2 separate regions of the Homo sapiens genome follow, and region 2 is linked to region 1. A link is a loop called in an ENCODE intact Hi-C map of the cell type or tissue named here. Cell type or tissue: dorsolateral prefrontal cortex. All regions are shown on one strand. Each heading gives the region's core, and the rest is flanking DNA. Links, peaks and the distances in the headings are about the cores only. Region 1 has its middle 110 kb from the start of CREB5. Region 2 overlaps CREB5 (cAMP responsive element binding protein 5).

What was found. Hi-C counts contacts between places; a loop is a spot of excess contacts. Peaks named below come from ENCODE experiments on the same cell type or tissue, not always from the same donor. Only the 100,000 strongest peaks of a DNase experiment are listed, where the experiment ranks them.
Region 2: it touches region 1 in a loop (3.0-fold over the local background); 41 of 110 quality-filtered maps call a loop at or near these places.

What each region holds. Positions count from the first base shown.
Region 1 is chr7:28,297,680-28,300,491 of GRCh38, reverse strand. It overlaps a transcript of CREB5 not described here. Among named protein-coding and RNA genes, the nearest start is that of CREB5, 110 kb to the left of the region's middle. In dorsolateral prefrontal cortex, for the core only: a CTCF peak has its summit at 1,422 (motif pointing left); DNase peaks (open chromatin) are centred at 1,431 and 2,504; H3K27ac peaks cover 1,275 bases.
Region 2 is chr7:28,625,448-28,628,259 of GRCh38, reverse strand. All of the region lies in intron 5 of CREB5 (cAMP responsive element binding protein 5), which reads right to left. Among named protein-coding and RNA genes, the nearest start is that of CREB5, 210 kb to the right of the region's middle. In dorsolateral prefrontal cortex, for the core only: CTCF peaks have their summits at 1,231 and 1,432 (motif pointing right); no DNase peak of the experiment used is centred there.

The DNA.
Region 1 (2,812 bases), core at 5-2,504:
GGCACATAGACATGTTCAATAACTGTAGAATTGAATCTGTTTATTGTCCACCCAACACCAGCCACCTGGAGATGGACATACGCTCTGTTGAGAAAAGGACAAAATTGCCTGAAATTTTCATTTTTCACCAAGCTGCCTTGACGGCATATAAATGTAATCAAAACTCCTGAATGTTGACACAAATATTAGACAAGCAAATTATCTTCTCACAGCCCATTCAGTCAGTGTGTAAATGTGATATTCTCAATGGGAGCCAAAACTTGAGAACTAGCACCATATGAGGAAGGTGAGAAGCCTAGTTCAAGCAATCCTTGCACGGGTAATGGAGGGTCACAGTTTGACAAGGTGAGCATCCCTCCCTGTATGAGTGAAATGAAACACCTAAGGTAGTAATAAATAAATAAATAAATAAATAAATAAATAAATAAATAAATAAATAAAGCTAAAAAGCAGTATAAATAACAAAACGGAAAACAGGATGAAAAGGGCAACACATTACACAAAAATGGATCCGGAGAAATTAGGACTGACTGAATAATTACATTTAATTATCAAAATCTTAGTGGTATAGATTGATTCTTACAATACGCAACATGTAGATTCAATTTCAAGACCATGTTGATGTCCATCAAACACATTATCCAATGTGTATATTAGTTTGCCCTGGCTCCTAAACTTTGGTAACACAACATTGCAGCATTGCAAAATATATCTATCTAACATAGGGTAAATGTTAAATAAATGTTTGTTGGGTCACATTGCACAATCAATGCTAGTGAATAACACTTCCTAAGGTTTTCAGGTAGCATGAGCAAAAAACATCCAGTATTTGTCTATTCTTTTGAGGACAATAACAAAAGAATATCAGTAGCCTTGCCTAGAGCTTTCTGCAATGAGGGAAATGTTCCATATCTGTATTGTACAATATGGTAGCTAGTAGCCACATGTTGAGCAACTGAAATGTGGCTAGTATGACTGAGGGTCTGAATTTTTAATTTATTCAATCTTAATTAATTTTAATTTAAATAGCTACACATGGCTGTTGCCTACCTTACTGGACCTCCAGAAACAGGGACGAATGCCAGAGCATAAATGCTTTAGGCAGTTTCTGTCATTCTCATAACCGTGTCCAAAATCTGCCTCTTGCTCCACTCCTTGGATTCATCAGATCAAAAATAAGACAAACTTAAAAAATACTCCAGTTAATTTCCTATAGAATAACAACACAGAGGCTTCCAATGTGAAATCCACACTCTTTGAAAGGCCACAGACTCCCTCACTTTTATAAACAGTCCCAAAGTAAAAGCAATCACAATGGCCGGCAGCTTTAGTATTTATAAATCCCAGTCCTTCGGACAGAGGGAGAGGCCCTTTTAAAGCCCAGACCTCTTTAGAGACTTCCAATTGTGCCACCCAGTGGCAATACGGTTGGTTGAATTTCTGACTCCAGCAAAATCCTCTCTGGCCAAGGAAGAATCCTGCACCGTCAGGATGATAAGCAGTAAGCAGTCAGGTAAGACAGTGACGATGATGGGATGGGGGACCTAACCTGTCCATTCACACTGTGACTTTGTCACATGTATTTCCATCTTCAGTCAATCCATGCTTTGTCTTATAGCCTTTCTCAGAAGGAATATAAAACACCAGTGATCATCATCTTGGTGGGTTATTAATTGTGTTTAAGATTCCAGAAGATTGTCTCTGAATTCCTTCAGCCGGATGCATTTACATTTACATTACAAGAAATGTATCTCCCACTCATCAAATTTTATATGAAGGTGCCGGATGAGTCTTTGCCTTTGATTAAGAATTTTTTTAAATAGAACATTTAGTGAGCCAGAAACATTTGGTAACATCATTTTCTGAGGATTTAAAAACACTTCAACATAAAATCAAACGCAGATGTATAATTTGAGAGTTCATGAATCATTAGTTATGTACATTTATAATTACGCTAAACCTAAATATTTGAAAAGCCACATTAGTTTCTGGCTATTGCAGCTAATTCTCGGGTAAAGAATTTGAATGGCATTCTAGTATTGCATTTTACCTAGACTACACTGTTACAGAATTGTGTGTAGGATTAGTTGATTTTTTTTCAATTTAGAATTTCCACTCATGGGAAAAATACTCAATATGAAATATAGCTAAGCTTCTTATAGATGTAGGTTCCAAGAAACAAATGTCTAAGGAACAGAAAGTTATATAGAAACTGAAAATAGAGGAACAACACACACTGGGGCCTGTAGGAAGGTGGGTGGGGAGGAGGGAGAGCATCAGGAAGAATTGCTAATAGATGCTGGGCTTAATACCTAGGTGATGGGATGATCTGTGTGGCAAACCACCATGGCACTCGTTTACCTATGTAACAAACCTGCACATCCTGCACATGTACCCCTGAAATTTAAATAAAATTCGGAAATAAAAAAAAAGGAACTGAAAATAACCAGTTCCATACAGCATTCACTGTGATTTTAAAGTAAGCAGATGGCGCACCTCCGGCTTCCACAACTCAAGAGGCCCCAAGACTGTACTAAGTTTGGCAGAGAATCTTGCTGGAGCTCAAGATCTAACAAAATGTAACTCCAGGGGACATTTTAAAGTGATAGGAGCTGCAAATCTTCCCTGGCACAAATGCAGAGAGAGCAAGCTTAAACCTAAGAAAATGACATGAACACAACATTGGCCCACTTAGCAAGCGTTGATACTTTTGTTGGCAGTCCTAGCAGAAAGACAAAGACTGAACAAACACAATTACCCAGATTGGCACTAGGTAAGTAGTGCAAAGACCTTTGTTACTTCTTGAATTTTT
Region 2 (2,812 bases), core at 121-2,620, 330 kb before region 1:
GCTACAAATGTAGACCACAAAAGTCCTGGATTGCTGTCAGTCTTTAGGGTCTCGAGACCCTAAAGACTGACGAGAGATATGAGAGCCATTCCTCTCTGACATCCCTGAAAAGCTGAGCTGATCCTGTTGGGCAATACCGTAGTAAGAAGAGGAACTGGCTGCCTGTTAGAATAAGAGAATAAGAGAAATCCCTTCACTGAACTGGGAAGTTTCCAAATAACTGGAAAAGAGAGGCATTACTGCTGCGTGATAGTGGGTAGATCAGGATATTTCATATAAATTATATAAACTGTGAACAATTTGGCAAGGCAGGCATCATTGCTTCTATTTCACAGATAAGAAATAGAAGCAGCCTCACACCATAACAATAGCCTCTGCTTATTGGACTAAGTCACATACAGATTTTTATTTACTGAACACTCAGTACAACAGCCACTGTCATGAAAATAATTTCTAATGAATGCCCTGAGGTTTGTCTAAGGCTGAAGATAAGCTGAAAAGAAGAGGATATGGCCAGAGGAGGTCCAGGGGTGCGGGGTAGAGGGGGCCCTTAGAAAGTGTGAAGTGAAGAACTTCATGCTATCCCACCAATCTGTGAATGACTATAACTGCATGGCGAAAACCCTTTTTTGCATTTCAAGAGGCAGGTCATGGGAGCTACAACTGGTCATTTAAATGAATTTTACTTATTTCTGAGCCAAGGCCTTTCAGGGTCTTGGTATTCAAATTTAAGCCAGAAGATTAATTCAGCCCAGTGTTTTGCAACCGTGACCTCATGTAAAAAAAATACTGATGCCTGGGCTCCACCCCAGAAGAAATGATTCAAACCTTCTGGGGATGGGCCCAAGTACTGGTATTTGTTTTAAAGCTCCCAAGTGAGAGCAACAGGTAGCCAGGGCTGAGCCACTCTTTCAAACGAACGGTTCAAGTATTATTGTATCTAATGAAAGGAATCAAGGTCCCAAGTTGCCTTGAAAATTCGAGGTGATCTTAAATTTTTCTCTATCAAATGCTGGGCTATCAGAAACTCCAAGCTGACAATACCAAGGCAACTGTGATAGACATTTTGGAACAGATGCCCAGCAGCCACGGTAGAAGACAGGGAAAAAAAAGATTATATGAACCACCATCTTAATTATGGAAAACCAGACACCCTGGCAGAAGGCCAGGGGCGTAGCAGAATGGATGGGGTGGAGGACAGGAGAAATTTTAGGAAATTAGAAATTTTAATAACTTTGTCTGTCAAGGGCTGCAAGTGGATGTCGACTTGTTTCTAACTCATTGCAAGCATTGAGAGCAAAAACAGATGAGAAAAAAAACCCCTGTATCACATCCTGGCTGCTTTTTATTTCTCCAGCCTAGGAACAGAAAAGAAATTGAAGCCGTCCTGGGGCCCCTTTCCCCAAATCTGATGAAGGGCCCCCGGTAGGCTCCCTTTCTGAACACCAGGGGGAGTAAGACATAGTTTGCCTTGTTCACCATGCCTTTCCATGGAGCATGAGAAAGAACAAGTTCTTGCTTCTTGTTTAGATCCCTTCTTGAATAGCTCTTCCTTCTCTCCCTGGCTAAAGAGGACGATCTATTTGCACTCGTTTAAAAGAGTAAGTAAATGCTCTTTAGAAGCAATAAAATCGATTCTGTTCCATCACCCCAGGGTTTGAAGTGGCAACAGAGGGGAGGGGTTAAGAGAGCAGATCCTGGTGCCAGACTTCCTGGGTTTGAATCCCAGAAACAGCACTTAGTAGCTCCTTAGCTACGGGCAGGTTACTTAACCTCTCAGGTCTTGGTTTTTCTGTTTGTAAAATGGGGATAGTCATAATAACACACCTCATGGGATTGTTGTGAGGATGGGTGGGTTAACACACATAAAACTTGGAACAAGCCTGGGCATATAGCCAGCAGTCAATGAGTATTAGTGCTATTTTCCAAGAGACTACCAGGAAATTTTCAATTCAAATTTGAACTCTTCCACACTTCAATCATTCTAAATATTTTATATTAACAATCATACAACTCAAATCACAGGAATGGTAAAGCCAGTGGAGCATTTGACAAGAAGCAATCTTTTAAGGTAGAAATAAATGACTTATGTAGTGATCTCTACTTGATACAGAAAACAATGAATTATACTACCTTAATGTGAATAATACATACGTTAAATATAAAATGACACACCCAAATAGAATGACCTCATAAATGAATGTACTCCAATGAAGAAAGGCAACAATCTGTTAGGATATCATTATCGTAAACTTTTCCCAGAGGGTGTAAGAAATTAGTTGAAGAAAAGCATATGGTACCTAATGACAACTTAGATACCTTTTTAAAAGACTCTTACAGTAGTTATTTCACTAAAATGCATGTACTATTATAATTTCAGAAAATTGTTCTTATTGAAATAGATGATCCTCTATGATATTATGTCATTTTAACAAAATGAGTGGCCAATAAGGAAGACCTGTGTTGATTTACTCCTCTTAAAGTCTGATAGCACATTTTCCATGGATGGAGGCCATGGAATAAACATTGCTGTATCAAACATTCCTGACAATGAGGGAGAACTCTGCTTGCATGTTTTTTCATCCTAGCACACATAACTTTTTTCCCCTGTGGATCTTCAGCAAGGCAACGCAGTTGCCTTGGCTGTATGGAATTCAGCAAACAGAAATGCATGACCAGTGACCACACACTTGCATCTGGATGAGGTTTTGGCGGACTGTGCTTTGGGATTTTAACTCCAGCCACTAACAAGGACCCTCTTCTTTTTGACTATATAAGTCAACTCTGAGAACATGGGGTAGAATGCCTTTTT